Linked DNA regions of Homo sapiens: region 1 is linked to region 2. Evidence: read pairs that join two places in POLR2A ChIA-PET (ENCODE). Cell type or tissue: Panc1. All regions are shown on one strand. Links, peaks and the distances in the headings refer to the core of each region. The heading gives the core; the rest is flanking DNA.

Region 1 (2,909 bases), core at 273-2,772, 380 kb before region 2:
TTGTAGAGGGGGGCAGTAGGAAGGTCCAGCGTCAGGTACATAAAAGTGGACTCCACCATTGTCTCCTGGTACTCGTCATTATGGAGCAACTGCTCTTTTTCTTCTGCTGGCTAGAAATGAATGAGAAGAAAAGAGAGGAAAGGAGTGTGACGGGTATAGGAACCAACACAGAACCGATGTTTTACCACGCCGACATTTCCTTCATCTGAAAGAACAAAGAGAAGTGCCCGAGAGATTGGGCAGTTTGGCATGCACCACCTGGTTAGATTAACTTAAGAACCAACAGGTTTCCTTCTTTAAAGATATTTTGCTTATATACCAGACTATCTAAAAAGCCCTGAGGCCAAGTGTGATGGCTCACGGCTGTAATCTCAACACTTTGGGAACAAAGGTGAGAGGACTGCTTGAGTCCAGGACTTCCAGACCAGCCTGGGCAACACAGTGAGACTCCATCTCTACAAAAAAAAAAAAAAATTGGCCGGGCATGATGGCTCACACCTGTAATCCCAGCACTTTGGGAGGCCGAGGCAGGTAGATCACCTGAGGTCAGGAGTCCAAGACCAACGTGACCAACACGGAGAAACCCCGTCTCTACTAAAAATACAAAATAAGCCGGGCGTGGTGGTGGCGCCTGTAATCCTAGCTACTCGGGAGGCTGAGGCAGGAGAATCACCTGAACTCGGGAGGCGGAGGTTGCGGTGAGCCGAGATAGTGCCATTGCACTCCAGCCTGGGCAACAAGAGTGAAACTCCGTCTCAATAAAATAAATAAATTAATTAATTAATTAAATTAAACAAAAATAAAAATAAAAATTAGCCCGGTGTGGTGGTGTGTATCTATGGTCCCAGTTTCTGGGGAGGTTGAGGTGGGAGGATCACTTCAGCAAGGGAGGTTGAGGTTGCAGTGAACCATAATCACGCCACCACACTCAGCCTGAGTGACAGAGATCTTGTCTCAAAAAGGAAAAAAAATCCATTAAAAAAAGAAAGTGGGCCGAGCACGGTGGCTCATGTCTGTAATCCCAGCACTTTGGGAGGCCAAGGGAGGTGGATCACCTAAGGTCAGGAGTTTGAGACCATCCTGACCAACATGGTAAAACCTCTTCTCTACTAAAAATAGAAAAATTAGCCAGGCATAGTGGCGCATGCCTGTAATCCCAGCTACTTCGGAGGCTGAGGCAGGAGAATGGTTTGAACCTGGGAGGTGGAGGTTGCAGTGAGCTGAGATCATGCCATTGCACTCCAGACTGGTCAACAAGAGCAAAACTCCATCTCAAAAAAGAAAAGCTCTAAGACCATCTAGGAAGCTTAGCTGAGGGCCAGGCACGGTGACTCACGCCTGTAATCCCAGCACTTTGGGAGGCCGAGGCAGGTAGATCACCTGAGGTCAGGAGTTCGAGACCAGCCTGGACCAACATGGTGAAGCCCCGTCACAACTAAAAATACAAAATTAGCTGGGCGTGGTGGCAAGCGCCTGTAATCACAGCCACTCAGGAGGCTAAGGCAGGAGAATCGCTTGAACCCAGGAGGTAGAGGTTGCAGTGAGCTGAGATGGCGCCACTGCAACTCCAGCCTTGGCGACAGAGGGAGACTAAGAAAAACAAAAAGAAAGCTTAGCTGAGCTTTCTGAAAAAACACAGCAGCACCACCTAGTGGCCAGAACACTTAAACCAGCACAGTACATCCAACCACTAACTCCCAAACTGAAAAAGTGCACTAGTATGACAGGGACCAGGCAGAGCTGCCACTAGGCAGGTGCTTTGTTGAACCTCTTCACAGGGCAAGCAGGCTTGTCAGTTCTCTGAGCATCTCTTCATCTCCCCTACGTCCCCTCAAGCAATATGAATCAGTCCAAGACCCAGGCTCAATTAACTCACCAGATCAGGATGGGGAAGCTTTTTAGTGAAGATCCTCATGGACCCCTGGAAAACATCAGTCACAATAGCTGCACAAACAGGAAGCAAGAGACAAATTCCGTGAGGATGGAAAACATGTCTGAAGTATATTTCCAGCTTCTAAATTTCTGAAATAAACCAGCATCTTCCAGCAAAAGACACAGAGCTCTCACTAAACACAGAAGTTTCCTTTTGTACTATATACCACCAGGGTACCTTTATAATTATTTGTGTAAATAATTACTTTATTTCTCTTAAGACAACTTTTTATCCTCCATCACAGGGCCTGGTCCATAAAAGAAAAGGTAAATGTGTTCAAAATGAAGGAATGGTGATACATGAATTACAAAAAAATTCACAAGCAAAACAAGGTACAGCCAAGGAACTTCCCATAACCATAAGCTACTTTCAAAGGGAGACAATGTCCAAACTGTAATGAAGACAAGAGGACAATGACAGACTAAGAGATGGGCCAGAACAGGATCAAAGCAACAAGAGAGAAAGCACAACCAAGTTCTAGAACCCTGCCAAGACGCAAGTTAGAGAGCTCAGAGGGTTAACACAGGCTGAAGACACCTGGTAGAGAGGGCAGGGCCATCCAGTGGGAAAAGCAACAGGCCACAATCCCACATCAAGACACCATCACATCTATAATCCTAGCACTTTGGGCAGATCACCTGAGGTCAGGAGTTTGAGACCAGCCTGGCCAACATGGAGAAATCCCATCTCTACTAAAAATACAAAAATCAGCTGGGCGTGGTAGTGGGTGCCTGTAATCCCAGCTACCCTTGGGAGACTGAGGGAGAAGAACTGCTTGAACCTGGGAGATGGAGGCTACAGTGAGCTGAGACCGTGCCACTGCATAGCCTAGGTGACAGAGCAAGACTCTGTCTCAAAATATATATATAATAAAATATCATTGGGACTATAACCATATTCTAGCAAAAACTATGGAGAGGGGCCTATTCAGAAAGAACATGTAGTTTATCTATAACATAGATACTAGCCTACCCCA
Region 2 (2,909 bases), core at 186-2,685:
AACATCTTTCACACGGGTTAACAAATGGCCAGGCCTCACGTACAAGGTCTATTTGTCTGTTTTTTTTTTTTGAGATAGGGTCTCACTCTGTCACCGGGGTTGGAGTGCAGTGGCACGATCTTGGCTCACTGCAGCCTTGACCTCCCAGGGCTCAAGTAATCCTCCTACCTCAGTCCCCACCGGGTAGCTGGGACTACATGCACGCACCACCATGCCCTGCTAATTTTTTTTTTCCTGTATTGTAGAGACGAGGTCTCACTATGTTGCCCAGGCTGGTCTCGAACTCCTGGGCTCAAGCAATCTGCCCGCCTCAACCTCCCAAAATGTTGGGATTACAGACATGAGCCACTGCGTCCGGCCACGTACAAGGTCTCTTTAAATGATGAATTGGAAACATCAGTATTTCTTCTTTTGCTTAAATTCCAGTCCCCTGCCAACGTACACTGCCATACCAAGATTAAATAGAGAAGGGCACCCAGAAGCATCTGGTTCGCTGTAAGCACTTGACAGCTATCAGCTATGATCATCATTTCTTCTTGCTGATGTTACTGTAACATTGTGGATGAAGCAGTGTTTGCCTTAATCAATGGGGGCGAGTTTGGAAGGCCTGCCCTCCAGGGATGTCTTAGTTCCAGGTGCTGCAATTTGCAGTCCTGGAAATGGAGAAAGGAGATAAGCCTGCAGTTTAGTGCCAACTGTGAAAGGTCAGTTGTGGGGGAGGCTGCTGGGGGCCTCTTGGGAGTTCTCAGAGGCCCTCCCCTCACATATGCACAGTATCTGGTGTCCCAGCCACCAAGTTCTGGAGACCTCCAGAATGATCGGAAGCTTCTGCAGGGTCCAGCCAGTGCTCAGGAACACTCACGGCCCTCCTTTTTCCTTTCCTCATTCAACATCCCCGCATTTCAAGGCTCTCTACCAGCATTTCTTTGTTCATTGTTCAGAAAAAAATGAATCAAGCCATGACTAGAGGCTTGAATTCAACTTTAAAAAATTGTATGGCTCAAAGGGTCTCTATCCAAGTTTTTCCCAAAAGATTATTCTCCAAGGAAAAAAGAAAACAAAATGGCTAAATCGCAACATTTTTTCAGTCTCCATTATCCCACGGCTCTCTTTACCCCTTGAGACACACAATCTTCAATAGTAAACAGGGCTGAAGTTTGAGGGCAAGGCCTAGAGAAGCTGTTTAATTTCTACCCCAAAGACAAACTCAGATTCTTTCACAATTTTCCCTCAGGCCAGCCCTCTGCTTTATAGGGCCAAACCACTGAAAGAACAAATGAATGCGAACAATTTGCCTCCCAGCAGCGAGCACTAAGATTTCCTACAGATACGAATTCCCAAGCAAACCCTGCCCAAAGATAATACAAATGAAGGTTGGGTTTATCGGGCTTTTTAAAGGGTGGCTGCCTGATCTTCTTTAGGATCTGAATATGTTTACACGGGGATTGGCGGGGCGCTTACTGACAGAGCAGTTTTAGAAAACAAACACAGGCCCCAGAACACTCATCAGTCTGCAGCGGCTCGGCCGCTCATTCCACAAATACTCACTGTGCATCCACCATGCGCAGCCACTGTGTGTGGTGCTGTGGGGGACAGAATGACAATGTGTCTTGGGAGGTGGCCTCAGCTATAGGTAGGGAGGACAGGGCTTCTGTCCCAAATGGTAAATGTCATAGAGTGGGGGTGTCACCGAGTGTGGGGGTATTACAGAGTTAGGCCAAGAGGTGGGATCTGAGGTAGACCTCGAAGAGTACAGATGGCAATTTCCACAGGGCAAGGCTCTATTCTAGAACCAACGTATTCATGTTAATAAATAAGCAAGGGTTTTGAACTGAAAGGACCTACGACACTGTTTTCCTAAAGACGCCTTCGGAGGCGGGCATGGCTACAATTTGTCTTAAGTCTCAGGGGTCAGTGATGGTCACCCACTGGGGAAGGAAGGGCATGCAGACAGCCCCCCCAACCCCAATATCTGCAGGGTTTGGGACAAGAACATAGATGCAAGCCCATACGCTTACACATGTAAAAGTTATAACTCAAGCTGACAAACTGTTAAATACATTCTCTCCTCCTCCCTTGACAAATATGAATGCTACGAAAAGGCCAGGCTCGAATTTAGAATTCCCAGACTCCTGGGTTCTGTACCAGAATGCGGTGGTGGTAAGAGAGCCTGATCTGGCACCCCCACCATTCCCAGTTCCATCTTGTCCTATGAGGTCTTGGGACCACACATGGAAACATCCCAGACATCTCAGCACCCCCATCAAAGCTCAGCCCCAGGCAAACGCGAGCCCCCTATCTCAACCTATAGGTGTGCACACCAGTGGCTTGGTGCACGTCCAGGGAAGAGTCAGGCAGGCTCTCAAGCCTCAGGATCCCATTCTTTGGATCCTCAGCTCCGTGGATTCCTGGCCTGGTCAGGAAGGAAGTGGTCAGGGTGGTCAGAGCAGGGCCCTCCAAAGTAGGGTCCAATGCAGGCCCCCCCTGCTCAGGTCTAAGGGTACAGTGTGCACAGGCAAGGATTTGGCTCACTGGACTGTGAGGCACACTGTGTCGTGTGGTTTTGATTATGATGATACAGGCTAACCTTTATCCCAGATAATGAATACAACATTAGTCTGGTTTCCACTTAATCCTCATCAGCCCTACTGAGTTTAGTATTGTTGTTATTCCCATTTCACATATGAGGAAACTAAGATTAGAGAGATTTTAATTTATCCAAGGCCACACAGCTAGGGGTTGTGGAGCCAGGATTTGACTGTTATACTGAGTCTCATGGCCTAAAAATACTCAGAGGAAAATCATTTCCTGATCCCGAATCATGGAAAATCAAGAGCCGGAAGGAACCATGACATTCATAATGTGGAACCCTCACTACGTGGCGGGAGGGGGCAGGTAGCAGAGGAGAA

The links. Peaks named below come from ENCODE experiments on the same cell type or tissue, not always from the same donor. Only the 100,000 strongest peaks of a DNase experiment are listed, where the experiment ranks them.
Region 1: POLR2A ChIA-PET joins it to region 2 with 7 read pairs; 1 of 35 experiments calls an interaction of 5 or more read pairs at or near these places.

What each region holds. Positions count from the first base shown.
Region 1 is chr2:85,636,404-85,639,312 of GRCh38, reverse strand. It overlaps USP39 (ubiquitin specific peptidase 39), which reads right to left. Exons shown (of 13, transcript NM_006590.4): 8 at 1,877-1,944; 9 at 1-110. Among named protein-coding and RNA genes, the nearest start is that of USP39, 22 kb to the right of the region's middle. In Panc1, for the core only: CTCF peaks have their summits at 1,398 and 1,646 (motif pointing left); a DNase peak (open chromatin) is centred at 1,652.
Region 2 is chr2:85,257,806-85,260,714 of GRCh38, reverse strand. All of the region lies in intron 3 of TCF7L1 (transcription factor 7 like 1), which reads right to left. Among named protein-coding and RNA genes, the nearest start is that of TGOLN2, 69 kb to the left of the region's middle. RefSeq lists enhancers at 161-882, 883-1,605 and a silencer at 1,315-1,609. In Panc1, for the core only: no CTCF peak of the experiment used is centred there; no DNase peak of the experiment used is centred there; H3K4me3 peaks cover 529 bases; H3K27ac peaks cover 2,500 bases.